Linked DNA regions of Homo sapiens: region 2 is linked to region 1. A link is an interaction called in ENCODE POLR2A ChIA-PET data of the cell type or tissue named here. Cell type or tissue: PC-9. All regions are shown on one strand. Each heading gives the region's core, and the rest is flanking DNA. Links, peaks and the distances in the headings are about the cores only. Region 1 overlaps MELK (maternal embryonic leucine zipper kinase). Region 2 has its middle 69 kb from the start of RNF38.

Region 1 (15,820 bases), core at 3,784-11,783:
GTATAACAACAAAAATTAGCTGGGTGTGGTGGCACGTGCCTGTAGTCTCAGCTACTTGGGAGGCTAAGGCAGAAGAATCACTTGAACCCGGAAGGTGGAGGTTACAGTGAGCCGAGATCACGCCACTGCACTCCAGCCTGGGCGACAGAGCGAGACTCCATCTCAAAAAAAAAAAAAAAAAAGAAGTATAATAACGATACCTACTGCATAGAAATTTTGCTAGGGTTCAATGATTTAGTATACATAAAGCATTTAGCACAGTACCATGGACACAGTAAGAGCTTGATAAATGTTAGCTTCGACTGCTGCTGCTGATACTATTACTACCATTATTATTATCTGCGATACAACTAATGCCACTTACAGGATTATAAACCAACAGAATATATGTGAAAGCACTCGGCATACTGCCTTGCATGTAAGAGACAATAAATATGTATTGAATCTGAAATAAACAGGAGATAGGAATATTCAAAAAGTAGTATTCCTTTTTTGAGGGCCAGAGATGGACACATTGGCCAAAAGCCTTGTATCCAAAAGTGCTAAATACTCAGTGCAGCAAGAAAGGCTAAAGGCATTCTGAGGAATGTCATAGGCCTTCCCAATGGAGCACTGCCCCACTGCAGCTATCTCAGAATCTCAGGATTGTCTGGTAAGGTACACATCGTCTAGGCAAGCCCTGTTCACATCACCTCCTGCAATGTCCCCATCCAATTCCCCTATTTGGGCAGAACACCTCTGTAGAGTATCATCCACAAGTGGGTCATAAGGCCTGTGACTCATTACCATGTCCTGACATTCTCAACTTCATTCTCTGTGCTGAAATACTGGCCAAAATAGAGTCCAAAAATGAGCTCTGCTGCCAGGCTTAACCAAATCTCTTATTTGTACACCGTGCTTTAAAATGCGCAAAACACTTGTACATATATTTTACCCTCTGTAGTAGGCAGGGACTATTAACCACATTATACAAATGGAGAAACCAACTGTCAGCCAGGGAGATTAAGTACTTGTTCAATATTGTAGGGCACTGGTGCTCAACTGGGGATGATTTGTCCTACAAGGGGACATCTGGTAGTGTATGGAAACATTCTGAATTGTCACTACTTGGAGATTACCCCTAGCAATTAGTGGGTAAAGGTAATGGATGCTGCTAAACATCCTACAATGCATGACAGTCCCCTACAACAAAGAATTATGTGGTCCAAATGCCAATAGTGTTAATGTTGAGAAACACTGTTACAGAGCAAAAAATGGTCAGAGATAGGACCCTTGTTTCTGCTATTCTTTAAAGAATTTGTGTTTGTTTATTTAAGGGACAATTAACTTGCAAAGGAGAGCAAGAAACAGATAACAGTGGGAGAATCCAAGTGAAGAGAGGGAGAAAAGATCTATGGACTAAGCAAAATAATCCTGGGAATTCCAGTGGCTTGAAATTGTTTTTCACACTGTTCTAAGAGAGGCAGGCCATCTCACCAATACATAATCATAATGCTGTAGTAAACTCCGTAATTGTAAAAATATAATTTCATAAAGAGACAACTTGCTCATTTTCCTTAAAATTATAAATTGTAATTGTTAGGCAGCAATTTTATTTTCAAACTACTCAATTTTCAATTGCTAAATTATTTATACTTCCCTAATATTTGTATACCACAGCTGGAGTACACTCGTGCTTGTCTTTGAATGCAGTGATGACAAATGAATATAGGTAACATTAATAAGATTAATACTCAAGCCATTAGTAATCATGCTAGAAAGTGCAGTTGAGCATTTTGGTTAAAATAGTCAACAAATGCAAAAGATAAACGAAGTCTGCCTTTTAAACAAGAGTTACATACGGTGCGTCAAATATTGCTGGGTTTTTCAATCAAACCAAGAACTGAGGAAAGTGTTATTCCCAAGTGAGGAATTTTAGAACATTCTAGGCAAAGATACATACTGCATGCAAGTGATACGACACCTTAATTAGATTCAACCAGCAGACTGTATTACACTGCGACTCGGAACAATAGTTCTGAGCCAAGATTACAATAAATTTCAAAATCTATAATGTGTGAAATTAAATTCCACAATAATGCATAAAAGTCCTAATTTGAATCAATTTTCAACTTGCAAATACATGAAAAACTAAAAAATGAAATTCAGAGTAGGAGAAACAAAGAATATACAAGTATTAGTAAATACTATTAATTAGGAAGGCCAAATCTCCACTGAACAAGAATTAGACATTTTCTACCATATTCATTCCACTGCAAAGATATTTGATTTTTCAAAAATATCAGAACTTGAATCTCACATATACTATTAGGATATACTTTTTTATTATTTTAAGGTAAGCTCTCTCCCTCAAAGGATTAATCTAGGATCTACTAGTGCATTCAAATAAATAAAAGTAGAAAACACTGAAGTTTGTATGTTGGTACATTCACCTTTTATTGATGAAACAATATACTGATAATAGTATGAATTCCATGGCTGCCATATGAATGTGAACTTGCAGTAACAACAAATGAAGACAAATAAACAGCATAGAGGATTAAGGTCCAGACAGGTAAAAATATAGCAAAGGTTAGAGTTAAGTCAATAAATTAGGATCACCATGAATAGTTCCATTTCAGTAAGGTATTAACAGGGTAAGGTATTCAGTCTCTCTGGCCCTGTTTCCTAAGAAAGGCTCTGAAAACAAATTGGCTAGGTTCAAATCCAGGATCTACCTCTTACTAGCTGTGTGACCTTATACAAGCTATTTAACCTTGCTGTGCTTTAGTTTCTTGGTCTAAAAGAAGTATAATAACGAAAATTAGCTGGGTGTGGTAGGTAAGTAAAATAACAGTTACTTATCTTTGTGGGTAAGTCTACAAAATCTTAGTTAAGCATAGCTGAAACAGAATAAAACTAAAAACCAATACTCGGAACACTTAGGGAGTGGTTCTGTTCTACTCAAGTTTTTTTTTTTTTTTTTTTTTTTTTTTTTTTTTTTTTTTTTTCCCTGAGACAGAGTCTCACTCTGTCATTCAGACTGGAGGGCAGAGGCGTGATCTCACCTCATGGCAACCTCCGCCTCCCAGGTTCAAGCAATTCTCCTGCTTCAGCCTCCTGAGTACCTAGGATTACAGGCATGCACCACTATGCCCGGCTAAATTTTTTTGTATTTTTAGTAGAGATGGGGTTTCACCGTGTTGGCCAGGCTGATTTCGAGCTCCTGACCTCGTGATTCGCCCACCTCAGTCTCCCAAAGTGCTGGGATTGCAGGCGTGAGCCACTGCGCCCAGCCTCTATTCAGTTTTTTAATGAACAACTTAGTTTAGGGATATTTAAGAAATGTGCAAATGTTGGCAGGTGCAATGCTGGCAGGGACAGCTGTTACTACATGAGTGCAGAATCAAGATTCAAAATCTCAAAAGAAGGGAATGCAGCTGGGTGCGGTGGCTCATGGCTGTAATCCCAGCACTTTAGGAGGCCAAGGCAGGCGGATCACAAGGTCAGGAGTTCGAGACCAGCCTGGCCAATATGGTGAAACCCCGTCTCTACTAAAAATACAAAAATTAGCTGGGTGTGGTGGTGAGCACCTGTAGTCCCAGCTACTCTGGAGGCTGAGGCAGGAGAATCGCTTGAACCCAGGAGGCAGAGGTTGCAGTGAGCCAATAATCACGCCACTGCACTCCAGCCTGGGAGACAGAGCGAGACTCCATCTCAAAAAAAAAAAAAAAAAAAGGAAGAGAATGCTAGGCTGAAACAAGAAAAATTGAATGTGAAGAAACAGAAGTCAAAGAACTTATAGCTACTCAGAGCTGGAATGGATCTTGAAAATAACTGATTACTGCAATGCTCTAATGCTGCTGATGAAGGAAACAAGGACCAGTAAGTATCCTTGCGGGGTGACACCTAAAATGCGTGGGAAAGCCTATGCACAGTAATACCTAAATGAATTGGGAGAACTAACTTGTAGCCTTAGTAAATCAGAAAAGATGGGATGTCTGGGAAATTTCCCAAATTAATAAGCATAAAAAGATGCTTGGGAGGGGATCCTTCTTCCTCTAGGCATCTGTGATTCTTAGGTGACTAGCAACTACAGAGCTGAGAAACAATATTTCATTGTGGTTATAAGAATGGGCTGCCAGCTTGACTGCTAGGGTTCAAATCCCAGCTCTGCTACTCACTAGCTATAAGACCCTGAATAAGTTATTTAAGGTCTCTGTCCCTTCATTTCTTCATCTGTAAGAGGAAGACAATAATAGCAACCACCTCATTTAGAGCACAGCCTGGTAAGTAACAAAACTCATGCATGTTAAGTATTACTTTTGTGACAAAAGGATGAGAATATGCACGCCAGCAAACATTTTATTTTTTCTGATCAACCATGTGCAATAGCCACAAAGATATGCAACACACACACTTCAGAAAGCTCTATCCATTTGGAGGGGGGAAACAAGGAAGTAGAGAAAAAAGCAGAAAGAATTAAACCACCAAAAGACTGCTGCAGATGCTCTAGACAGAAGAGATTTCATTCAGCACAACTCAAACACAGAACTCCATTTCTGGACACCTACAGACACTTAGACCTGGCCTGCAGAAGGCATCTCCCCCACTCTCTACATATTTTTGGGGGGTTCAAAACTCACTGAAAACTTTATCATTCCATTTTTTTTTAAATCTACATAATACCTCATTTTGTTTTACACATCATACATCTTTATTGAGACTTTTTATGGTCAAGGTGAATATGCAAAATTTTAGCTGGATAAAATGACTCTAGTTATCCTTTATGGCATAGTATCTCATAACCAAGAAGTAAGTATGGTTAGAAGGCTCAATGTTTACAGAAGAATGCCAATCCTAGCCCCAGTTATACTCATGGCCCCTCTTGTTCTTATTCAGCATCACAGAATACCCATAACTTCAAGTAATTTCCAGGTAGAATAATCCCTAATTGACTGACACTCAATAACCTGGCTGAGAGGTATTATACTTATCAAGGGACTGCCTAAAGAATACGTAGAGTTAGGCCAGCACAGTGGCTCATGCCTGTAATCTCAGCACTTTTGAGAGGCTGAGGCAGGTGAATCATTTGAGGTCAGGAGTTCAAGACCAGCCTGACCAACATGGTGAAACACTGTCTCTACTAAAAATACAAAAATTAGCCAGGTGTAGTGGTACACGCCTGTAATCCCAGCTACTTGGGAGGCTGAGGCAGGAGAATTGCTTGAACCTGGGAGGCGGAGGTTGCAGTGAGCTGAGATCGTGCCACTGCACTCCAGCCTGGACAACAGAGCAAGACTCCGTCTCAAAAAAAAAAAAAAAAATACTTAGAGTTGACCATTCACTCATTCTTGACTGGCGGTCTTCAAAGATTTATATTAATTTTCTATCTATCTAATAAATAAGAAATTGAGCTTTGTTAATATTTAGTACATGGATCGGCACTAGTACGCTCACTAGTCCCTATATAACCTACACTATGAGACACTCTTAAGAAAGAATGGTATTGCAAAGCAGTGCTTTACAGGAGCACAGTTACATGGATTTACAGATTATAGTATACGGTTTAATGAAGCTAAATCCTCATTGAATAGACAAGTGGCTCAAAACTCTTGCAAAGAAACCACAGATTGAAGACTATGAATACAAGCAAACAGTAATGGAGCTGACACTTCTACTTTTAGGATATCAACCAAAACACAAAGTTAAAAAAATACCTAATTAGATTTAACAAGTTGTCTGCAAAACTTGAAATTAGCAAGACTATTTTAAATAAGGACTTATATACACTATTGTTAAAAATGAACCTCAAATCTTAAGTATATATGGCTACGTTGACATCATGATTCAATTTTCTTTTTCTTTTTTTTTTTTTTTTGAGGAGCCTCTGTCTGTCACCCAGGCTGGAGTGCAGTGGCGCAATCTCAGCTCACTGCAACCTCTGCCTCCCAGGTTCAAATGATTCTCATGCCTCAGCCTCCAAAGTAGCTGGGATTACAGGCATGCACCACCACGACCAGAAAATTCTTGTATTTTTAGTAGAGATGGGGTTTCACCATGTTGGCCAGGCTACTCCTGGCCTCAAGTGATCTGCCCACCTCAGCTTCCCAAAGTGCTGGGATTACAGAAGTGAGCCACTGGGCCCTTTTTTTTTTTTTAAAGACATGGAGTCTATGGCCTGGGCTGGAATGCAATGGTGCAATCATAGCTCACTGCAGCGTTGAACTCCTAGGCTCAAGCAATCCTCCCACCTCAGTCTCCTGAGTAGCTAGGACTAAAGACAAATGCCACCATGCCCAGCTAATTTTTTTTTTATTTTTTGTAGAGACGGAGTCTCACGATGTTGCCCAGGCTGGTCTCAAACTTCTGGCCTCAAGCCATGTCCCTAACTCAGCCCCCCAAAGTGCTGGGACTACAGGCACGAGCCACCACACCTGGTCTACAATTAGATCTTTAAAATCCAGAATCCAGAATGTGAAAGCAAATCTCTACAGTTTTTTTTATGATGTTTAAAGTCAAGAAAACATACTAAAGCAAATTCTAGATGAATCAAACATTTAAACATTTTTAAAAAGTGAAACCATAAAAACACTAGAAGAAAACACAGATATTTTAAAAAATAAAGTCAAAAAGCCCTTCCAAATATGACAATAAAAAATTGACAGGCTGGGCACAGTGGCTCATGCCTATAATCCCAACATTTTGAGAGGCCAAGGTGGGAGGATCACTTGAGGCCAGAGACAAGCCTCAGCAATATAGCAAGACCTTATCTCTACAAAAAATATTAGCCAAGTGTGGTAGCGCACGCCTGTAGTTCCAGCTACTCAGGAGGCTGAGGCTGGAGGATCACTTGAGCCCAGGAAATTGAGGTTGCAATGAACTATGACTGCACCACTGCACTCCAGCCTGGGTGACAGAGCAAGACCCTGTCTCTAAAAAAAAAAAGAAAGAAAAAAAGAAAAAGATTGATGAATTTCACTAAATAAAAACTAAAAATTCCTGCACAGCAAAAATAAGTCTTAAACATAACAATCAAAAACAGTGATACACTGTATTGGTGGGGGGGTATGGAGAAACTGGCATTATTATGCTACTGTTGGTAGTTGCATAAACCAATAGGACTTTACTGGGAAGCAATTTGGCAATATCTATCAAAATTACTAATTCACATATCTTTGACCCACCAACTGTTCTAGAAATTTTCTTACAGATTTATTATATTCACAATGTACAAATGACTACTTGGAAATTACTTAAATGTCCATTAACCTAGGACTGGTTAAATAAATTATGGTACATGCATACAATGCAATTCTATGCAGTCATAAAAAGAATGAAGAGGCTCTGAGGTGGGTATGAAGTGCTATGATTTCCAAGACACACTGCTAAGGGAGGAAAACAAAGTGCAGAACAGTGTTTATGGTATGCTACCATCTGTGTAAAAAAAAAAAAAAAAAAAACTGGGAAGGGGGTAGCAGAAAGAGAAAATATATAAATATAAAATTCCTTACATATGCAGGCTAATGTCTGAAAAAAATACGTAAAAATCTGATAAACGTGATAGCAATGATTGCCTCTAAGAAAACAGGTTTTATGGCCAGGCGCGGTGGCTCACGCCTGTAATCCCAACACTTGGGAGGCTGAGGCAGGCTGATCACCTAAGGTCAGGAGTTCGAGACAAGCCTGTCCAACATGGTGAAACCCCATCTCTGCTAAAACTACAAAAATTAGCTAGGCGCGGTGGTGGGAGCCTGTAATCCCAGCTATTCAGGAGGCTGAGGCAGAAGAATCGCTTGAACCTGGGAGGTAGAGGTTGCAGTGAGCCGAGATCACACTACTGCACTCCAGCCTGGGTGACAAAGTAAGGCTCTGCCTTAAAAAAAAAAAAAAAAAAAAGAGTTTGACATGCTAGATACCTTTAATAATTTTCCAACTTTCTAGCTACTCGGGTTACTCCCCTCATCCAATCCATGCACAAATCATGTTAGCTATGCCTTCAAAAGACATCCAGACTGTTCTACATTCTGACTGTGGCAATGGTTATATGAATCTATATATGTGTTAGAATTCATAGACCTGTATATACAAAGGGTCAATTTTACTGTATATACAAAGGGTCAATTTTACTTTACCCTTTGTATATACAGGTCTACTTTTACTTTTAATTTTGTTAATACAAAAATAATTTTTTTCTTTGCCACCGCGCCGGCGAGCGCCGCCCGGGAAGCAGCGGCTGGAGGAGCGGACGGGCCCCGCGGGGCCCGAGGGCAAGGAGCAGCCGCCTGCCTTGGCCTCCCAAAGTGCCGAGATTGCAGCCTCTGCCTGGCCGCCACCCCGTCTGGGAAGTGAGGAGTGTCTCTGCCTGGCTGCCCATCGTCTGGGATGTGAGGAGCCCCTCTGCCTGGCTGCCCAGTCTGGAAAGTGAGGAGCGTCTCCGCCCGGCCGCCATCCCATCTAGGAAGTGAGGAGCGCCTCTTCCCAGCCGCCATCACATCTAGGAAGTGAGGAGCGTCTCTGCCCAGCCGCCCATCGTCTGAGATGTGGGGAGCGCCTCTGCCCCGCCGCCCCATCTGGGATGTGAGGAGCGCCTCTGCCCGGCCGAGACCCCGTCTGGGAGGTGAGGAGCGTCTCTGCCCGGCCGCCCCGTCTGAGAAGTGAGGAGACCCTCTGCCTGGCAACCACCCCGTCTGAGAAGTGAGGAGCCTCTCCGCCCAGCAGCCACCCCATCTGGGAAGTGAGGAGCGTCTCCGCCCGGCAGCCACCCCGTCCGGGAGGGAGGTGGGGGGGGGTCAGCCCCCGCCAGGCCAGCCGCCCCATCCGGGAGGGAGGTGGGGGGGTCAGCCCCCCGCCTGGCCAGCCGTGCCGTCCGGGAGGGAGGTGGGGGGGTCAGCCCCCCGCCCGGCCAGCCGTGCCGACCGGGAGGGAGGTGGGGGGGTCAGCCCCCCGCCCGGCCAGCCGCCCCATCCGGGAGGGAGGTGGGGGGATCAGCCCCCCGCCTGGCCAGCCGTGCCGTCTGGGAGGGAGGTGGGGGGGTCAGCCCCCCGCCTGGCCAGCCGTGCCGTCTGGGAGGGAGGTGGGGGGGTCAGCCCCCCGCCCGGCCAGCCGCCCCGTCCGGGAGGTGAGGGGCGCCTCTGCCCGGCCGCCCCTACTGGGAAGTGAGGAGCCCCTCTGCCCGGCCAGCCGCCCCGTCCGGGAGGGAGGTGGGGGGGGGGTCAGCCCCCCCGCCCGGCCAGCTGCCCCGTCCGGGAGGTGAGGGGCGCCTCTGCCCGGCCGCCCCTACTGGGAAGTGAGGAGCCCCTCTGCCCGGCCACCACCCCGTCTGGGAGGTGTGCCCAACAGCTCATTGAGAACGGGCCAGGATGACAATGGGGGCTTTGTGGAATAGAAAGGCGGGAAAGGTGGGGAAAAGATTGAGAAATCGGATGGTTGCTGTGTCTGTGTAGAAAGTAGAAGACATGGGAGACTTTTCATTTTGTTCTGCACTAAGAAAAATTCCTCTGCCTTGGGATCCTGTTGATCTGTGACCTTACCCCCAACCCTGTGCTCTCTGAAACATGTGCTGTGTCCACTCAGGGTTAAATGGATTAAGGGCGGTGCAAGATGTGCTTTGTTAAACAGATGCTTGAAGGCAGCATGCTCGTTAAGAGTCATCACCAATCCCTAATCTCAAGTAATCAGGGACACAAACACTGCGGAAGGCCGCAGGGTCCTCTGCCTAGGAAAACCAGAGACCTTTGTTCACTTGTTTATCTGCTGACCTTCCCTCCACTATTGTCCCATGACCCTGCCAAATCCCCCTCTGTGAGAAACACCCAAGAATTATCAATAAAAAAATAAATTAAAAAAAAAAAAAAAAAACCCAAAAATAATTTTTTAAAAAAGACATCCAGGCCAGAAGCAGTGGCTCACACCTGTAATCCCAGCACCTTGGGAGGCCGAGGCAGGTGAATCACCTGAGTCAGGAGTTCAAGACCAACATGGCCAACATGGCGAAACCCCATCTCTACTAAAACTACAAAACTTAGCCACGCATGGTGGCAAGGACCTATAATCCTAGCTACTCAGGAGGGTGAGGCAGGAGAATCACTTGAACCCAGGAGGCGGAGGTTGCAGTGAGCCAAGACGCACCACTGCACTCCAGCCTGGACGACAGGGCGAGACTCTGTCTCAAAAAAAAAAAAAAAGACATCTAGTATCTACCCACTTTTTACCACCTCCACTGCCACCATCTCTTATCTGAATCATTACAATATCCTCCTGACCAGATGCCCTGGTTCTCTTCACTTCCTACAGTCATCTCCACATAGCAGCCAGTGTGATCCTGTTAAAAACTAAACCAAATCATGTCCTCAAAAGCCTCCAATGGCTCCCCATTTCACGTAGAAAAAATGCCAAAGTCCTTATGAGAGCCTACCCAGCCCAAAGCAGCTTGACTCCTGTTCCCAAGGTTTCCTTTCCTACTGCCCTCCTCACTTGCTAAACTCAGGCTGCACTGGCCCTCTCACCCTCCCTTGACAACACCAGGCATGTTCCTACCTCCCAGTCTTTGCTCTAGCTGTTCCCTCTGCCGGAAATATTTTTCTCCTAGATATCCACTTGACACTCTCACATCCCTCAAGTCTCCTTACATCTCGCCTCCATGAAGTTTATCCTGACCACCTTATTTAATCATGCAACCTACTGGCCCTTTCCTCCACAACTCCCCCATCTGTACTCCTGATTCCTCTTCATCCTACTCAATTTTTTTCTCTTTTCCAAAGTACATATCATCTTTTAGTAAAATTTACTTGTTATGCTTATTGTCTTTCTCTACATCCCCACTACTAGAAGATAAACTCCACGAGGACAGGGATCTTTCATCTGTTTTATTCACAGATATACCCCACACATCTAGAAAAGTGCCTGGCACATATTAGGTGTTTGGTAACTATTTTACTCCTCCCTAAGGTGAAATGACATCGAATAAATGAGTAAATGAACAAACAAATGAACACATAAACAAGTGGTTGTCTTTCTGATTAGAGAACATTTGAACAGAGACCTGAAAGAAGGGAGGGAACAAAGCATCTCTCCGGGAGAAAACCATTTCAGGTGAAAGGGTAAGTACAAATGCCCTGAGGCAGGCACACCTTAGCGTGTTCCAGGAAAAGGGGAAAAAAGAAACAACAAGGAGGACAATGTGGGTGGCACAAGTGAGGCAGGGAGTAGACCATGAGGGCAGTGAGGTGATGGGAGGCCACATTACACGGGGGAAAACCCACAGCACACAGGGCAAACACTGGCTTGTACTCGAGATGAGAAAGAGGCCACTAGAGAGCTTCAAATGAAATGTTATGATCTATGTTAGTTAAATGTTATATGTTAGTTAAAAATCTTTCCATAAAGAAGGCACAGGTGGAGTTGAACTTCCAAGCACATTCTACAAAACATCCACAAAAAAATTGTCAAGCTCTCCCCAAGAAAAGTAAAAGAAAGAATACTCCCCAATGTAACTTTATGGGGCTAATACAAATCATGAAACCAAAACCAAACATACAAAGATAGTTCCCAAAAAAGTACACATTAATTTTTGAGCCAATTTTAAGTCCTGGACAAAATACTGGCAAATCTCATTTAGAAATGCATGTAATCCCAGCCTCTTTGGGAGGCCAAGGCAGGAGGATCACTTGAGGTCAGTTCGAGACCAGCCTGGCCAACATGGTGAAACCTCATCTCTACTAAACATACAAAATTAGCTGAGCTTGGTGGCACTCGCCTGTAATCCCAGCTACTTGGGAGGCTGAGGCAGGAGAATTGCTTGAACCCAGGAGGCAGAGCTTGCAGTGAGCCAAGATGGCGCCACTGCACTCCAGCCTGGGCAACAGAGCAAGGCTTTGTCTCAAAAATAATTGCCAGATGTGGTGGCTCATGCCTGTAATCCCAGCATTTTGGAAGGCCAAGGTGGTGGATCACTTGAGGTCAGGAGTTCGAGACCAGCTTGGCCAACATGGCAAAACCCCTTCCCTACTAAAACTACAAAAATTAGCCAGGCACGGTGGCGCATGATTGTAATCCCAGCTACTCAGGAGGCTGAGGCAAGAGAATCGCTTGAACTGAGGAGGCGGAGGTTGCAATGAGCTAAGATCGCGCCATTGCACTCCAGCCTGGGTGACAGAGCGAGACTCTGTCACAGAAAAAAACAAAACAAACAAACAAAAATAAAACAATAATAGCAGCCAGGCACAGTGGCTCACACCTATAATCCCAGCACTTTGGGAGGCAGAGGAGCGCAGATCACGAGGTGAGGAGTTCAAGACCAGCCTGACCAATATGGTGAAACCCCGTCTCTACTAAAAGTACAAAAATTAGCCAGGCATAGTGGTGCCCACCTGTAGTCCCAGCTACTTGGAAGGCTGAGGCAGAAGAATTGCTTGAACCTGGGAGGTGGAGGGTGCAGTGAGCCGAATCTAACCACTGCACTCTAGCCTGGGCAACAGCACGAGACGCCATCTCAAAATAATAATAATAATAATAATAATAATAATAATAATAGCTACATTTATTGAGCACCACTCTAAATGCTTTTCATGGATTAACTCATTTAATCTTCACAACAACCCTATGCCGTGTTATTTCATCCATTTTTACAGACAAAGAAACTAAGACACAGAGAGGCTAAATAATTTACCAAAGTCCACAGATAGAAAGTAGAGATTCTGAAGCTTCTGAATTTCAAAAACCTCAATGATATTCTGATTTAATTGCTCTGGGGGTGGAACCAATACTCTTTAAAGCACCCCAAGCAATTCTAATGTGCAACTATGGTTAGGAAGAATTAAATCCATTAGCTAACTTTCCCCACCCTGAGAGAGAGTACATGGACATAGCCAAGGCAGGAGACATTTTAGTGAGGATTAAATATAAAACAAGCAACAAGGGTCAGAAAACATGATTTCCCAGGTGCTTTCCAACAGTGAAATTCTACCATTATCTGTTTCCACAGTCTTTCTAGAAGTCTAGGAGGTGTAATATTCCGTGTTACACCAGCTAGCAGATTCAATTCTAGTTCACTTTGGAGAAATCTGTCAGCTTATTTCTTTGGGATGGAGTTCCCAAAACAAGAATAGGGTAAAATATCCTAGCAGCTTATAATACAAGCCGAGTATCCCTTACCCAAATGCTTGGGAACAGAAGTGTTTCAGATTTCAGGCTTTGGAATATGTGCATTATACGCTTACTGACTGAATATGCCAAATCCGAAAATCCAAAACCTGAAATGCTCCAGTAAGCATTTCCTTTGAGCATCAACTCAGCACTCAAAAAGTGTCAAATTTTGGAGCATTTCAAATTTTGGATTTTCAGATTAGGGATACTCAACCTATACTAGAATACAATTATTTCAGAATAAAAAACACAGCCCTACTTTACAGAAAAAAGTAGCAAAAAGAGGGAAGAATTCAAGAGGCCAACCTAATATTTTGTAAAAGTATAACTGGATAAATGTTACTGAGCTGCCCAAAGACCACTTCTGTTGACTGGAGCTAAAGCCACAAAAAGATCCTAACCCTACTCTCCCCTGTATCCTGATGTGGATGCAGTCAGGTATGGCTCTATGGAGTCAGGAACTGCTGCCACAGTCAGCATGCAGAAGCCAAAGCAACGAGTGCTACCCAGCAAAGTTCAAGAAAGCTCAAGAAGTGACAGGAGGAAAACAAGCTGTCTTGGCTACAGCAGCAGGCTCTAGGAGGCCGGCCTCCAGCCCACTGCCTCATTTATCTCCCCTTCACAAGGAGAAGCCTGGACACACATGGGTCCCCAAAGCGGTGTTAATAGCTACCGCTCACACTGCTTCTTTTTGATCCTGCAGAATCAGAGCTCCTCAGTCTTCAAGGAGTTGGAACTATTGCAATTCCATCTCTTTCCAAAGCTATTCTCTGAAGCTTGGGAATCAACTTTAAAGAATCTTCCAAGGTGGGATATAGGAAAAACTATAAGTCAAATAAAAGTTGAAGATTGAACTCAGTGTCCTTAGACTTGGTGTTCTATGGAGTGGGCAACAAGCCAACTGGGTCTACCACTTTCAACACTGTATGCTACTTCCTAGAAGTGAGAGTTGCTTTAGGTAGTCTCCTCATCTAATTGTTAGAGATCCAATGGTCCAGCTACAAAAAACTGCCCATTCCTCCCCACGTCTCTCCCACTTCTATGCCTTTGCTCATGCTACCTGTACTATCAGGAATGCTCTTGCCCACATCCCTTTCTGAAACACTTCCACCCTTCTTTTAAAGACCTGCTCAAACCTCACTTCCTCTAAGATGCCCTCCCAGAGCCACCCCAACTCCTGTATTAATTTCATTTACACTCTGTTATAATATGGCATTCCTCACCCTTTGCCGTTTTTAGATAGCTTATACCTGTCTCCAACAAGAGATCAGGCCCTGGTGGACAATAATAAAGTTTCATAGATCTTTTCTATGCCTTTCAGCATCTTATATAAAGCAGAAATTCAGGAAATATTTGTTAAACAGAATTGGATTCAAGAAGCATTCAGAAGGCCAGGCACAGTAGCTCACACCTGTAATCTCAGCACTTTGCAAGGCTGAGGTGGGAGGATCACTTGAGCACAGGAGTTTGAGACCAGCCTGGGTAACATAGGGAAGATCCTATCTCTACAAAAAAATTTTTTTAATTAGCCGGATGTAGTGGTGCAGTGCCTGTGGTCCCAGCTAGTGGGGAGGTTGAGGTGGGAGGACCACTTGAGCCCAGAGGGTCAAGGCTACAGTGAGCCATGATCGCACTCCTGCACTTCAGCCTGGGTGACACAGCAAGACCTTATCTCAAAAAAAAAAAAAAAAAAGAAGAAGAAAGAGAGTGAAGCATTCAGAGATGCTGCTCTGCTAGTCTGACCTCAGTTTGCTATGGAACACAAGATGTTCTTTCTTCCTCTTTACATGTCTTCTTTTGTTAGTTTGCTTTGAAATAATTTTCCTATTTTCCTTCCTGTGATTTTTTTGATTTTTTAACTGAACATAATTCACATACCATAATATTTACCCTTTTAAAGTGTAGATTTTAGTATATTCACAAAGTTGTGTAATCATCACCTCTTTCTAATTCCAGAATGTTTTCATCATCCCAAAAAGAAAACCCATACTCACAGGCAGTCACTCTCCACCCCTAACCCCAAGCAACAACTTATCTACTCTCTGTCTCTGATATATAGGATTTTAACAAAGCTTACAGTAGGTGATCTCAATTGTGGTTTTATTATAACCTGAAGCCAAAATTTTATCTTCCAAAAAAAGAAAAGAGGAGGTTCTTATTTTATAAGTCAAAAGGAAAATGTGATTTGACACAGCATTCTGTTTTTATTTTGTTAAGCTTTTCATTGAAGAAGTATATGTATAGAAGTTTATATATTGGGCCGGGTGCGGTGGCTCATGCCTGTAATCCCAGCACTTTGGGAGGCCGAGGCAGGCAAATCACCTGAGGTCGGGAGTTCGAGACCAGCCTGACCAACATGGAGAAACCCCGACTCTACTAAAAATACAAAAAATTAGCCGGGCGTGGTGGCACATGCCTGTAATCCCAGCTACTAGGGAGGCTGAGACAGGAGAATCGCTTGAACCTGGGAAGCAGAGGTTGCGGTGAGCCAAGATCGCACCATTGCACTCTAGCCTGGGCAACAAGAGCAAAACTCCATCTCCAAAAAAAAAAAAGAAGTTTGTATAACGTAAGAGTACACCTCAATGAGTTTTCAAAAACTGAATGCTGTAGTCCCCCTTATCAGCAGGTAATACTTTCCAAGACACCCATGGATGCCGGAAACCACGGATAGCAATGAACCCTATATGTGCTA
Region 2 (15,820 bases), core at 3,387-11,386, 150 kb after region 1:
TAACCTTTTAAACTTTTTTGTGACATGGAGGTTTCACAATGTTGCCTAGGCTGGTCTCGAACTCCTGGGCTCAAGTGATCCTCCCACCTTGGCCTCCTAAAGTGCTGGGATTATAGGCATGAGTGACCATGCCCAGCCTGTTTTGTTGTTGTATTTTGTAAGAAATGCACCAAAGAGTTGATTGCAAGGTAATCTTTTTTTTTTTTTTTCCAGACGAGTCTTGCTCTGTCACCCAGGCTGGAGTGCAGTGGTGTGATCTTGGCTCACTGCAACCTCTGCCTCCCAGGTTCAAGCAGTTCTCTGCCTCAGCCTCCCGAGTGGCTGGAATTACAGGCGCCCACCACCACGCCCGGCTAATTTTTTTGTATTTTTAGTAGAGATGGGGTTTCACCATCTTGACCAGGCTGGTCTTGAACTCCTGACCTTGTGATCCACCTGCCTCAGCCCCCCAAAGTGCTGGGATTACAGGCGTGATCCATCGCGCCTGGCCAATAATCTTTAGACTTTAAGACTGTAAACTTCAGGAGTCCATTCTCAGGATAAGGGTGGCCCTTTTTGTTGCTGTAATTAGCATTTACGTCTATGGTGTACAGGTAGATAGTGTGTACTCCATGGAAACCTATGGCTACTGTAAGCTGTCCTTTCCTCTAATTACTTGGAGTCAAGTTAGGAGTTAGACCTTTATTCTTACCCGCCAGCATAATTTTGTCCTGGATTAGGAAACAGCTATAATCCCAGGACTTTGGGAGGCCAGAGTGGGTGGATCACCTGAGGTCAGGAGTTCGAGACCAGCCTGGCCAACATGGTGAAATCCGGTTTCTACTAAAAATACAAAAAAAAGTTAGCCGGGCATGGTGGTGGGCGCCTGTAATCCCAGCTACTTGGGAGGCTGAGGCAGGAGAATCACTGGAACCCAGGAGGCGGAGGTTGCAGTGAGCCAAGACCATGCCATCGCGCTCCAGCCTGGGCAACAAGAGCTAAACTCCATCTCAAAAAAAAAAAAAAAAAAAAAGATTGCCCGATAGTCCATTAAAAAGATATTGCCCAAATAATCCTTTGAAAAGGCTGTACCAATTTGACAGCTACATTTTATGAGACTTTAATAAAATACACAAGGTTTGGCTGGGTGGGGTGGCTCATGCCTATAATCCTAGCACTTTGGGAGGCTGAGGCGGGCGGATCACCTGAGGTCAGTTCAAGACCAGCTTGGCCAAGGGGAAACCCCGTCTCTACTAAAATACAAAAATTAGCCAGGCATGATGGCGGGTGCCTGTAATCCTAGTTATGGGGGAGACGGGAGACTCATTTGAACCCGGGAGACCATGGTTGCAGTGAGTCGAGATCACGCCACTGCACTCTAGCCTGGGTGGCTGAGCGAGACTCAGTCTCAAAAACAAAACAAAAACCTGTTTTAGTTAAGTATGTTGATTAGCAATGACTTATTTTAGCTTAATTGTAAACTATTATCTAGGTTATTTGCCTCATTTATAATTTATATTTCTTTCTTTTTTTTTTTTTTTTTGGAAACAGAGTCCCGCTCTGTCACCCAGGCTGGAGTACAGTGGCATTATCTCGGCCTACTGCAACTTCCACCTCCTGGGTTCAAGCAATTGTCCTGCTTCAGCCTCCAGAGTAGCTGGGACTACAGCCACCATGCCTAGCTAATTTTTGTATTTTTAGTAGAGATGGGCTTTCCCCATATTGGCCAGGTTGGTCTCGAACTCCTGACCGTGTGATCCGCCTGCCTCGGCCTCCCAAAGTGCTGGGATTACAGGCGTGAGCCACCGCACCCGGCTAGTTTATATTTCTTTAGGGAATTAACCCCTGTCTCTATTTTACTGCTCTCTGTTGGCCACTAAAAAATAATGATTTGAGGCCGGTCATGGTGGCTCACGCCTGTAATCCCGGCACTTTGGGAGGCCAAGGTGGCGGATCATCTGAGGTCAGGAGTTCGAGACCAGCCTGGCCAACATGGTGAAAACCTGCCTCTACTAAAAATACAAAAACTTAGCCAGGTGTGGTGGTGGGCGCCTGTAATCCCAGCTCCTTGGGAGGCTGAGGCAGGAGAATTGCTTGAACCCAGGAGATGGAGGTTGCAGGAGCTGAGATGATGCCACTCCACTCCAGCCTGGGTGACAGAGGGAGACTCTGTCTTACACACACACAAAAAGATAATGATTAATAATTACTAATATTAATAATAATTTGGTAAACATTTGTTGAATGCTTACTATGTACTAGACACAGTGAGGATTTCAGAGATAATTCAGATATGCATCAGTTCAATGATAGATCATGACAGTGTTAGCAGAACAAATGCATTTTTGGGATTGCAAAAACATCACAATTGCATTAATAGTAATAAGATTTTTTTTTTTTTTTTTTTGAGGCAGAGTCTCACTCTATTGCCCAGGCTGGAGTGAAATGGTGCTCTCTCTGCTCACTGCAACCTCCACCTCCTGGGTTCAAGCAATTCTCCTGCCTTAGCCTCCTGAGTGGGTAGCTCGGACGACAAGTGCACACAACCATGCCCAGCTAATTTTTTTATTTTTAGTAGACATGGGGTTTCACCATGTTGGCCAGGCTGGTTTTGAACTCCCGACCTCAGGTGATCCGCCTGCCTCGGCCTCCCAAAGTGCTGGGATTACAGGCGTGAGGCACCGCGCCCGGCCCTGTGTGTGATTTTTCTACCTCTGTTCCTTTGATTGTTACTTCAGCCTATAATGCCTCTTTTCCCTTCAGTTCCTTTTCTAAATTCTACCTATTTTTAAATATCTAGATAATAGTGGTCACTTATTGTGTGCTTATTATTTAAGGTTCTATTCTAAGTATTTTATGTGGATTAATTCATTTAATCCTCACTGCAGTCCCCTAAGGGACTCATATTATACTTATTGTACAGATGAAACTGGAGCACACAGGTTAAACAACTCGCTGGAGATGATACAGCTATTAGGAGTGTTACCTGGGATATGAACCCAGGTAGTCTAATTCCAGAATCTGTATTTTTAGCCGTCATGCTTTACTGCATCTTACTTTACAGATAGCCTCCGAAAACACAGCAAGTAGTTTTGATAACAAAAGACTGAATATAAGCAAAGTTGATCACTATTTTAGCTGATGAAGAGAATTTGCAGTCTTTTGTTTTGCCTTTGTCTCTCCTGAGAAATAACTTTGTTTTTTAAGTTCTGAATTACTATGCTAGGGTTTCTTTTTTTTGAGACGGAGTCTTGCTCTGTCGCCCAGGCTGGAGTGCAGTGGCGTGATCTTGGCTCACTGCAAGCTCCGCCTCCCAGGTTCTCGCCATTCTCCTGCCTTAGCCTCCCGAGTAGCTGGGACTACAGGCGCCCGCCACCACGCCCGGCTAATTTTTTGTATTTGTAGTAGAGATGGGGTTTCACCGTGTTAGCCAGGATGGTCTCAATCTCCTGACCTCGTGATCCGCCCGCCTTGGCCTCCCAAAGTGCTGGGATTAGAGGTGTGAGCCACCGCGCCCGGTCTGTGCTAGGGTTTTAAAAATTGAGGGTTTTTTTTTTTTTTTTTCCCGAGATGGAGTCTTGCTCTATTGCCCAGGCTGGAGTGCAGTGGCATGATCTCAGCTCGCTGCAACGTCCGCCTCCCAGGTTCAAGCAATTCTCTGCCTCAGCCTCCTGAGTAGCTGGGATTACAGGTGCCTGCCACCACGCCCGGCTAATTTTTTTGTATTTTTAGTAGAGACGGGGTTTCACCATCTTGGCCAGGCTGGTCTTGAACTCCTGACCTTGTGATCCACCTGCCTCAGCCTCCCAAAGTGCTGGGATTATAGGTGTGAGCCACCGCGCCTGGACAAAAATTGAGTTTTTAAATCATTCATTACTTGGTCACATCAGGAGTAGGAGTACCTGCATCAGAGTGGTACATCAGAGTGGTACACTTATTTATTTATTTATTTAATATCTTTTTTGAGACGGAGTTTCGCTCTTGTTGCCCGAGCTGGTGTGCAGTGGTGCAATCTTGGCTCACTGCAACCTCCACCTCTCAGGTTCAAGCAATTCTCCTGCCTCAGCCTCCCAAGTAGCTGGGATTACAGGTGCGCACCACCATGCCTGGCTAATTTTTTGTATTTTAGTAGAAACGAGATTTTACCATGTTAGCCAGGCTGGTCTTGAACTCCTGACCTCAGGTGATCCGCCTGCCTTGGCCTCCCAAAGTGTTGGGATTATAGGCATGAGCTGCCACGCCCAGCTATTTATTTTTACAAATGGGGTCTCACTATGTTGTCCAGGCTGGACTTGAACTCCTGGGTTCAAGTGATCCTCCTGCCTCAGCCTCCTGAGTAGCTGGAACTATAGGCACCCCCAACTGTGCCCAGCACTGGATTCTCTTTATTTTTTTATTTATTGTGTTTATTTATTTTTTGGAGATGGAGTTTCGCGCTTGTCACCCAGGCTGGAGTGCAATGGCGTGATCTTGGCTCACTGCAGCTTCCGCCTCCTGGGTTCAAGTGATTCTCCTGCCTCAGCCTCCCGAGTAGCTGGGATTAAAGGCATGTGCCACTACGCCTGGCTAATTTTTGTATTATTAGTAGAGACAGAGTTTTAGCATCTTGGCCAGGCTGGTCCTGAACTCCTGACCTCAGGTGATCCACCCACCTCCTGACCTCAGGTGATCCACCCACCTCGGTCTCTCAGAGTGCTGGGATTACAGATATGAGCCACCGTACCCAGCCCTGGATTCTCTATAAATCAGGCATATTTAAGTTACTTCTTAGAAAAGATCCCATGCTCTGTGATTCTCAACATTAGATCTTAACTGAGTGCTTGTTTGGGCACTTAAACAGATGAAGAAAAACTTCTTGGCTGGGCTTGGTAGTTCAGTATCTCATCTGTATTGTGGGCTTAATAGGTATTGGTGGGCCATCCTGGGAACGTACCATTTAGAAAATGATCTATGGCAAAATGGGCTTCTAAGGTCAAAGCCAGATTATATGAACTTTTGGAATAAGGCCTGTTTTTTCTTTGAGTGCTGCTAACTGCTGGCCAGGGATGTCCAATCTTTTGTCTTCTCTGGGCCATGTTGAAAGAATTGTCTTGGACCACACATGAAATACACTTGAAGAAATTTATGAATTTGTGTTGGGCTGCATTGAAAGCCATCCTGGGCTATGGGTTAGAGAAGCTTGGTTTATGGATACCTAGGAAGGAAAAATGAATTCTCTGCCTTTCATAATTACTAAACTGTGGAATTCATAGGAGGAAGACATTGATTCTATACAGGCAGGATAAAAGCTGATTAATCCAGATAATTGAAGAGTTTCTACACACTCACTGTTCTTAGTTTTTAAAATAACCTTAGGTTTAGACCATATCTAGAGATTGATATGTTTGGTGGCTCTTAAGACATTGTTGACTGTCTTTGCTAATGGCAGGAATGTAAGTCAAGAACTCTTGTAATCGAATTATCTAATATTTTTATTAAAACTGCATATATAGTTGAAAACAAATTGTTATTTTAAAATTGTTTTTTTAAAATTGATATTTTAAAGCTTCAAGTAAAAGCTACCATTATTTGCTAAAAAAAAGAAACATTCCTCTTCCCCAAACAAATCCAAGAAGCAAAGCAAGAAGTGAAAAGATTTGACTTTTTAAAGTGAATTTGTAAATTGGATGCGGTGGCTCACCTGTAATCCCAGCTACTTGGGAGGCTGAGGTGGGAGGATGACTTGAGGCCAGATGTTTGAGACCATCCCAGGCAACATAGCAAGACTCCATTTCTAAAAAGAAGTAAAGTAAATTTATGTGCAACTCATAAATTCTGTGTTGAGATAAAAACTGAAGTTACAATTTGACTCTGGAATGTTTAGTTAGTACTATACATCTTTTGAGTCTAATTGACAGGGTGAGTTTTGTTTTGTTATTTTGAGATAAGAGTCACTATTTTGCCCAGGCTGGCCTGGAACTCCTGGGCTCAGGCGATCACTTCAGTCTCTGGAGTAGCTGGGATTACCGCTTCAGAAGTGATTTTGACAAGTTATTCTGGAACTGTGTTGGAGAAGTTTAAAAAAGGTTGGGGTGGGAGTCGAAATCAAACTAGTTTTACCATACCAGGATCTTTTTGTAGCACATTTGAGATGTAAACATGTTTCCTTTTGAAATTTGGTAGAATAGTTATATTATTTTTCCCAATGCTATGTGATTAAAAACACAAGGCTCAAATTTATTTTTAAGGCTTGATTAAAACCTCTTGTTTCTATGGAAGAAAAGTTATTAAATTGAAAGGGGGCTTTAGAAATTTTAATTCCAAGATTGCTTTAAGAAGAGAGAGGCAAGTCAAATTGGATATGGGCCTCACAGAATTGACCTTGCTACTTCCTGGGTCTGGGAAACTGAGGGGGCTATGTTGCATTGGGGCGGGGCGGAAGCCTGGTAGGAGCTAGAAGTGAAACTGGAAGTGCCTTAAAAAAGCACATCGTTGTGTTAGGCTGAGTCAAGCTGGAATGAGCAGTGAGACAGTACAATTCTTAGGCATAAATATGTACGTAGTTCACCTGTAGATTTGCTGGAAGAGCCGACATGTTTGCAGTACCACAGACCAGAGAAGTCTCAGTGGAGGAAAATGAGAGAGAAGCAAAGGGAGAGATGGAGTTAGGGGCCTTCGGGTTCAGATTTTGAAATAAAATCTATGAGTCTTTGAGGGAGGCAGCAGGAAGTTAAAGGTGGAATACTGGAAATAGTTTTCCTTCCTCCATGCTGTATGGAGATGGGGGCTGCTGCATGGAAGTGGGGGCTAGATGTTGGTGAAGGTGTCCTTGTTCGAGCAGAGAAGGTAAGGTATATCCCCTTGGTTGGTTTGTTTTAAGGTGACAGATTCCTGCTACAATATTAGCAATACAAACAAAGGTTAGACAATCTTGTTAATTTTATTATGCCTGGGGTTAAAATTGAAATTCCCTTATTTTAAAAGAAAAATAGCTTATAACATAACAGTGACATCTAAGCGGAATAAATTTCCATGGCAGTTTAATGGTAGTTGTGTGCTTTCTGTCACACACACAACATACTCTTGTCTAACTAGGGCATGCAGTGCTGTTTTTCCCACAGGATTGGTAAGTGATAGATTCATATTCAAAGAGAGAAAAACCACTGCTCTTTCAGTGGGCCTCCCCTACTTCCCATTCCCAGAAACCACTCAGACACTGTGTGGATGGGTGCGAAGCATTATGGATTGGGGCTTATGGTTTGTGGCCCTGAGGTAGACCAGGGGGATCTTGTTAAAATGCCGATTTCTGGCAAGGCATCAGGTGATGGTGAAGAAAGTTTTGAGTACCAGGAGGTAGAGTAGTGGTTCTTAGACTTTAAAAGCTGGACACCCCCACCAGTGCTTTTGATTCACCTCACTGGGTGGGGCCTGCAGATTTCATTTTAAACAGGTTCCTAGGTGATGCTAATGCACATGAAGGGCAGGGTGTGTTCTGAGAGCCACTGTGGTGGAGTAGAAACAACCGAGGAGAATCAAGCCCATCCATCTCATCCTGGCTTCTTGAGCATTATTTCCTTTTTCTTTGTTTTTGTTTTGAGACAGGGTTTCACTCTGTCACTCAGGCTAGAGTGCAGTGGCATGATCCTGGCTCACTGCAGTCTCGATCTCCCCAGGCTCCAGTGACCCTCCCTCCACAGCCTCCCAAGTAGCTGGGACTACAGGTGGGTGCCACTACTCCCGGCTAATTTTTTGTATTTTGTAGTAGAGACGGGTTTTCGCCATGTTGGCCAGGCTGGTCTCAAACTCCTGGGCTCAAGTGATCCACCTGCCTTGGCCTCCCAAAGTGCTGAGATTACAGGTGTGAGCCACCGCACCAGGCTTTGAACATTATATATATTTTTTATTTTTTATTGAGATGGAGTTTTGCTCTTGTTGCCCAGGCTGGAGTGCAATGGCGCCATCTTGGCTCACCACAACCTCCACCTCCCGGGTTCAAGCAATTCTCCTGCCTCAGCCTCCCGAGTAGCTGGGATTGCAGGCATATGCCACCACGCCTGGCTAATTTTTTGTATTTTTAGTAGAGATGGGGTTTCTCCATGTTGGTCAGGCTGGTCTCAAACTCCCGACCTCAGGTGATTCGCCCACCTCAGCCTCCCAAAGTGCTGGGATTATAGGTGTGAGCCACTGTGCCTGGCCCTTGAACATTATTTTCTAACTGAACTGAAAATAGTGGGGGAAAAAAAAGATTGAACAAAGTAGTAGAGTAATACCATTCATGTTAAATGAATAGCACTCCATAAAACACTTCTCTGTATTTTACTGTGATATGTCTCTCTCTCTATATAGAAAGGGCCAACAGTAAACCCCACCTAACTGATAACAAAGATGATTACTTCTGGAGAGAAGGATCCAGGATTATGGAGGGTGGGACTTCAGGTTTCTGTGTAAGGTTTTACTTTTTTGAGATGGACTCTTGCTCTGTCGCCCAGGCCAGAGTCCAGTGGTGCGATCTCAGCTCACTGCAAGCTCCGCCTCCTGGGTTCAAGCAATTCTTCTGCCTCAGCCTCCTGAGTAGCTGGGACTACAGGCACCTGCCACCATGCCCAGCTAATTTTTGTATTTTTAATAGAGACAGGGTTTCACCGTATTGGTCAGGCTGGTCTTGAACTCCTGACCTTGTGATCCACCCGCCTCAGCCTCCCAAAGTGTTGGGATTACAGGTGTGAACCACTGTGCCTGGCCTAATTTTTTTTTATTTTTTGAGACAGAGTTTTGCTCTTGTTGCTCAGGCTGGAGTGCAGTGGCATGATCTCGGCTCACTGCAACCTCTGCCTCCCAGGTTCAAGCAATTCTCATGCCTCGGCCTCCCGAGTAGCTGGGATTACAGGCACCCGCCACCACACCTGGCTAATTTTTGTATTTTTAATAGAGACGGGGTTTCCCTATGTTGGTCAGGCTGGTGTCAAACTCCTAACCTCAAGTGATCCACCTGCCTCGGCCTCCCAAAGTGCTGAGATTATAGGCGTGAGCCACCACGCCAGGCTCATGTATTTAATTTTATAAAAAGTTAAAAGAAATCTGGGCTGGATATCTTTTCTTTACCTCTCCAGATCCATCCTCTACTCTTTTCTACCTGGCTCTTTGCCCCAGATAAAGAACTCTTAGGCCCTCTGGATTGAAGGGCCAGAGAAGGAGGTCAGAATATTTATCCCTTCACCTCTCAGGGTAGCATGTATTATATACCTGGATTCTGCGTTCTGGTAATCTCTGTCTCCTATCTTCTTTGGCACTTCTAGAAGCAATACTTGTTCTGCCTTTTTTTTTTTTTTTTTAAGACAGAACATTGCTCTGCCCAGCAGGCTGGAGTACAGTGGTGCGATCATGGCCCACTGCAGCCTTGAGCTTCTGGGCCCAAGCAGTCTTCCCACCTCAGCCTCTTGAGTAGGGACAACAGGCGTGCGCCACCACAACTGGCTAGTTTCTAAACATTTTTTGTAGAGGTGGAATCTTGCTGTGTTTCCTAGACTAGTCTTGAACTCCTGAGCTCACTCAGTCTTCCCACCTTGGCATCCCAAAGTGCTGGGATTACAGGTGTGAGCCACTGTTGCTCAGCCTTGTTCTGCCTTTACTAGTCCTGATTTCTGTTCCATCCCCATGGTTTCTGTAGCCTCTATTCCCCTACTTTGTAATTATTTCTTTTATAAACAAACCCTTCTCAGATTATTCTGATTTGTATTTGCCATCTCTTTACTTTTGGGACCTGACTGATGGACCCTCCATTCTTATTCCTCTCCCCACTATAATCCCAGAGGTGGTAACAGGTACCATTTTGGTGTGTGTCCACAAATTACCTGTGTGAGAGGCGCAGGCATTTGTGTATAGAGATGATGCATGGAAGTGTACATTAATTGTTGAAAAAGCTATAGTGGGTTTTATTATTGCTGCTAATGGTGTTATTATTGGTAGTGATGTTATATCCCAAATGGCCTGACCCACCCAGTTAGTGACTCTTGAAGCAGAGAGCAGCAGAATCATAATCTGACCTCCTTATTGTCATATTGAGGAAACAGGCCCACAGAGGGCTAGGCTCTTCTCTCAGGCCCCATAGCTCAGAGCTGCAGCCTCCTTGCACTGGGCTGTTTTCTCTTGCTGCATAATTACTCTCCTTAATTAGTGATATTCAAAGTATTTTGAATATATACTCTGAAAATCTTGAAAAATTTTAAGTAGACATCTAATTTTTTTCATAATTTTAAATAGTTGGAAAAGATAATTTCACTATTACTGTTACCCATATATGTATGTGTGTGTATATGTGTGTGTGTGTGTATATATATATATTATATATATATATATGTAATAGCAATCAGATTAGTTGCAGTTGTTTTTTTTTTTGAGACGGAGTCTCGCTGTGTCGCCCAGGCTGCAGTGCAATTGTGTGATCTCGGCTCACTGCAACCTCCACCTCCTGGGTTCAAATGATTCTCCTGCCTCAGCCTCCTGAGTAGCAGGGATTACAGGCGCGTGCCACCACGCCTGGCTAATTTTTGTATTTTTAGTAGAGACGGGGTTTCGCCATGTTGACCAGGCTGGTCTCAAACTCCTAACCTTAGGTGAAACTGCCTGCCTCAGCCTCCCAAAGTGCTGTGATTACAGGTGTGAGCCACCGCAACTGGCTGTCTTTATGCCTTTTCAAATTTTTTTATAAGTAGACATTATTGTCTTCTGATTACAAAAATATACATGGCAAAATTTAAAATGTTATAGAAATGTATATTAGAGAAAATAAAAGTTCCTTTATTTGAATCCTGCAGAGGTCAGTGAGGATTGGATATGTGTATATTCATGTAGTGTTGTGTATAAATTTACAAAAAGTGGGACCATAGTATATATATTGTTCTGAAACTTGCTTTTTTCCCACTTTATAATAATGTTGGGTCTCTTTCCAAGTCAGTATTTATAAATTTATTTTTTGAAACATTTGTTTGACATACGAAATACGTATAGAAACATTCATATCTTGTAAGTTTGCAGCTCAATGAATCATCATAGTGTGAACCCACGTGTGTAACTACCAAGCAGGTCAAGAAATAAAATACTAAAACTACGCTTTATGAGCCTCCCATTGTGCCTGCTACCTCATTCTTAACAGCTTTATCGAAATATAAATTTACATATACAATTTACCCAAATAAAGTATACAATTAAGTGGGTTTTGGTGTATTCACAGTTGTGTAACCAGTACCACTATCTAATACCAGAGCATTTTCATCTCCCTGAAAAGAAATCCTCCACTCATTGGCAGTCACTCTCCATTTCCTCCCATCTCAGTCCTAGGCAACAGCTATCTACTTTCTGTCTCTGTAGATTAGCCTGTTCTGGACCTTTTATATAAATGGAATCATACAATTTGCACTTTTATGAACAGTACTGGCTTCTTCCACTTAGAATAGATAGTATTTTCAGGTTCATCTATGTTGTGACATGTATCAGCACTTTGTTACTTTTTTTTACTTTTTCACGAGACAGAGTCTCGCACTGTTGCCCAGGCTCAAGTGCAGTGGCCCGATCTCGGCTCACTGCAAGCTCCGCCTCCTGGGTTCACACCATTCTCCTGCCTCAGCCTCCTGAGTAGCTGGGACTACAGGTGCCTGCCACCATGCCCGGCTAATTTTTTTTGTATTTTTAGTAGAGACGGGGTTTCACCGTGTTAGCCAGGATGGTCCCGATCTCCTGACCTCGTGATCCACCCGCCTCGGCCTCCCAAAGTGCTGGGATTACAGGCGTGAGCCACCGCGCCCGGCCAGCACTTTGTTACTTTTTGTAGGTAAATATTAGTTGTATAGGTGTATCATACTTTACCCATTCATCAGTTAATGCACATATGGATTGCATCCTATTTTGGATGATTATGAATAATGCTGCTATGGGCCGGGTATAGTGGCTGATGCCTGTAATCTCAGCACTTTGGGACGCCAAGGCAGGCGGATCACCTGAGGTCAGGAGTTCGAGACCAGCCTGACCAACATGGAGAAACCCTGTCTCTATAAAAATATAAAATCAGCCAGGCGTGGTGGCGTATGCCTGTAATCCCAGTTAGTCGGGAGGCTAAGGCAGGAGAATCGCTTGAACCTGGGTAGTGGAAGTTGCAGTGAGCCGAGATTGTGCCATTGCACTCCAGCCTGGGCAACAAGAGCGAAACTCCATCTTGAAAGAAAAAAAAGAAAAAAAGAATGCTGCTATGAACACTTGTGTACAAGTTTTTACATGGACATATATTTTTATTTCTCTTGTGTAAACACGAACCCACCCCTATGTAGGAGTAGAATTACTGGGTCAAATGGAACTCTAAGCTTAACCTTTTGAGGAACTGCCGTGCTGTTTTTTAAGGTTGTTACACCATTTTATATTCCCACCAGCAGTGTACGAGGGTTCTAATTTCTCCACATTGTTGCCAACACTTGTTCTCTGTTATCTGTCTTTTTGATTATAGCCCTCCTAGTGGGTGGGAAGTGGTATCTCCTTCTAGTTTTGATTTGCATTCCCCCCATGGCTAATGATGTTAAGTATCTTTTTGTGTTATTGGTCCATGCAGATTTTAAGAAGGCTTTTAAAATTCTCTGTCAGAGGCAGAGCACTAAATAGTATCTTTTTGAGTCCTCATAATTGTAAAACAAGCATTTTAGTACATTTGCTTTCTTTACTTTTTTCTTTGCAAATCTGGAATTTTATGTTATCTTTATATATTACATATTTTTGGAAATGATTTTTAAAAATGTTCCACACAATTATGTAGCCAGATTGATCACAGTTATTTAGATTTATCTGTATTTTAACTTGTTTTGCCATTTCCTTCCATTCTTAGCTATACAGTGTATGTATATTAATTTATTGGGTGAATATTGCAGTTTCCAGGATTTGTGTTTTCACAGTTTGTTTAGGGTTACATGAGTAGATATATATGACTGATAATCTGATACAAATATGATTTTTTTTTTTTTTTGAGACGGAGTCTCACTCTGTCACCCAGGCTGGAGTACAGTGGCGCGATCTCAGCTTACCACAACCTCCGCCTCCCAGGTTCAAGCAATTCTCCTGCCTCAGCCTCCTGAGTAGCTGGGATTACAGGTGTGCGCCACCACACCTGGCTAATTTTTTTTTGTATTTTTAGTAGTGACAGAGTTTCACCATATTGGCCAGGCTGGTCTCGAACTCCTGACCTTGTGATCCGCCTGCCTTGGCCTCCTAAAGTGCTGGGATTACAGGCGTGAGCCACTGCGCCCGGCCTAAATATGATTTCAAATTATAATTAAGGCTTGCATTTCATCTACATAATGCAGAGCTTTGATCTTGTCAGAAATTAGAAGATAATTTTTTTTGTGTGGTTTTTTGTTTGTTTGTTTGTTTTTTGAGACAGAGTCTTGCTCTGTCGCCCAGGCTGGAGTGCAGTGTCGTGATCTAGGCTCACTGCAATCTCCACCTCCCGGGTTCACGCCATTCTCCTGCCTCAACCTGAGTACCTGGGAGTACAGGTGCCTGCCACCACGCCCGGCTAATTTTTTGTATTTTTAGTAGAGACAGGGTTTCACCATGTTAGCCAGGATGGTCTCTATCTCCTGACCTCGTGATCCGCCCGCCTCGGCCTCCCAAAGTGCTGGGATTACAGGCGTGAGCCACCGCACCTGGCCTAAGATAATAGTTTTTGGTCACTTATTTTTCTGAGGACAAAAGAGTAAGTGTGAGCTAGGGAGTTTGCAGAGAAAAATAGCTTAGTCTCTTCTTGGTGATTAGAGAGATGATTAGGGAAATTAAATAGACAGACTGGAAAGCATGGTTCAATTATTTGGAAGAATTACCTAATCCCAGTGCACCATACATACTTGCCTTTGTTCAAATGTAATATGTACATATCTTTGTATTTGTGTGATTCATCAGTACCATTGCCCCCTTCGTGACCACGTCTTTGCATTATTACAAATGATTTTTTTTTTCTAGTGTACCTTGCTTTACCCAAAAGGTAAACAGTTCATATTGAAAATTGAATGGAAATGCTCTTGAATTTACAAGGAGACACCCAGCAGAATGGCATAATTGTGAGTTTTTCAAGGCCTACGTTTAGATCATTGAAGAACTAGTATTCTATTTCATGGATCCAGAAATGAGACTTTCCTGCATTCCTGTGAGTGATCAGACTCATATTATCTAAATAACAGAAGGCTTGTATCAAACTGAAAGTGCCAGTTTATTACTTCATAATGTGCGGGGCCTTTCTCCTGACTTACATGCAAGAAACAAATGAGTGTCTACTGTGTACCAGGCCTACATACTGGCTACACAGTAGTGAACAAAAGCAGGTAAAACCTCTACTCTTATGAAGCTTACATCCTCATGATGTGAGACAGACAGTAAGCATAAATATGCCATAAGGATGATAAGTGGTAAGAAGAAAAACAGATCAGGGTAGGCCAAGATAAGCAAAGAATGAAAGCAGGTGCTATTTAAATCACTTGACCAGGCTGCTCTGCCTATGGAGTAGCCATTCTTTATTCCTTCACTTGCTTAATAAGCTTGTTTTCACTTAAAAAAAAAAAAAGTAAATCAGGGCGGGGTACAGTGGCTCACACCTGTAATCCCAGCAGGGGAGACTGAGGCAGGCAGATCACCTGAGGTCAGGAGTTGGAGACCAGCCTGGCCAACATGGTGAAACTCCGTGTCTACTAAAAATACAAATATTAGCCAGGTGTGGTGGTGCCCGCCTGTAGTCCTAGCTACTCGGGAGGCTGAGGCACGACAATCACTTAAACCTGGGAGGCGGAAGTTGTGGTGAGCTGAGATCATGCCACTGATCTCCAGCCTGGGCGACAGAGCAGGACTCTGTCTCAAAAAAAAAAAAAAATCAATCAGTTGGTCAGAGAAAGCATCATTGGTGCAGTGACATTTGAGCAGAAATTCGAAGGAAGTTAGGCATCAAGCTGTTTTAAGTGCAGAAGCCCTGACGCAAAAGTGTGCTTGCTGTATTCCATGAACAGGAGTGTTCAGAGGTAAGATGGTGACCTTCTAGACTATTAGGGATACTTTGTTTTTGACCTTTGTTCTGAATGAGATGAGATCACTGAGCAGAGGAGTGGTGATATATGGTATGACTTCCCTTCTAGGATCTTTCTGGCCGCTGTGCTGAGAATGGGTTGTAGGAGGGTAAGGATTGAAGCAGGAAAAGCAGTTGGAGGCTGTTACGGTAGAGCAGGAGAGAGATGAGGTGATTTACCTGCATCTTGGTGATAGTTGGGAAGTTTGCTAAGTTGCATACAGGCTGGTTGGTGTATAGTCAGTCACCCTTCAGCCCTCTTTGACTTAATCCTTTATTCCAGTTCCCTGAAACTGCTCTGCCAAGGTCATCCATAATGGTGGGTTGCCAAACCAGTGGATATTCAGACCACATCTTACTGCATCTCTTACCAGAGTTATCCACGTAATTTATCCTCTTTCTTGGATCCCAGCCTGTTGGCTTCTGTAATCTCATAATCCTTGTTTTCCTCTTACCTTTGCATATACTTTTTGCCAACCTCTTTTCCCGGTCACTGCATGTTTGAGTTCCTCAGGGCTTGGGCCTGTTTCTTCATCTCTCTTCTGTGTTTTCTGGATGATAGCATTTGTTCCCAAGGATTTAAATATCATTTATGTGCTGAGAATCCCCAAATTTGTATTTTATAGGGAGTTCATACTTCACATGTCCAAACTGAAATTATTATCTGCAAAACTATTTCTCCCCTTAGTTTTTTCCATCGGAAATGCTTAAACCAGGAATCTAGGAGTCATTTTTGGCACCTTTGTTTTTCTTACACACCACTCCCCACCACATTCT

The links. ChIA-PET counts read pairs that join two places held together with the same protein. Peaks named below come from ENCODE experiments on the same cell type or tissue, not always from the same donor. Only the 100,000 strongest peaks of a DNase experiment are listed, where the experiment ranks them.
Region 2: POLR2A ChIA-PET joins it to region 1 with 11 read pairs; 5 of 35 experiments call an interaction of 5 or more read pairs at or near these places.

The regions. Positions count from the first base shown.
Region 1 is chr9:36,608,446-36,624,265 of GRCh38, reverse strand. The region is part of intron 8 of MELK (maternal embryonic leucine zipper kinase); the gene reads right to left. Among named protein-coding and RNA genes, the nearest start is that of MELK, 43 kb to the right of the region's middle. In PC-9, for the core only: no CTCF peak of the experiment used is centred there; no DNase peak of the experiment used is centred there.
Region 2 is chr9:36,461,712-36,477,531 of GRCh38, reverse strand. It overlaps a transcript of RNF38 not described here. Among named protein-coding and RNA genes, the nearest start is that of RNF38, 69 kb to the right of the region's middle. In PC-9, for the core only: no CTCF peak of the experiment used is centred there; no DNase peak of the experiment used is centred there; H3K4me3 peaks cover 663 bases; H3K27ac peaks cover 876 bases.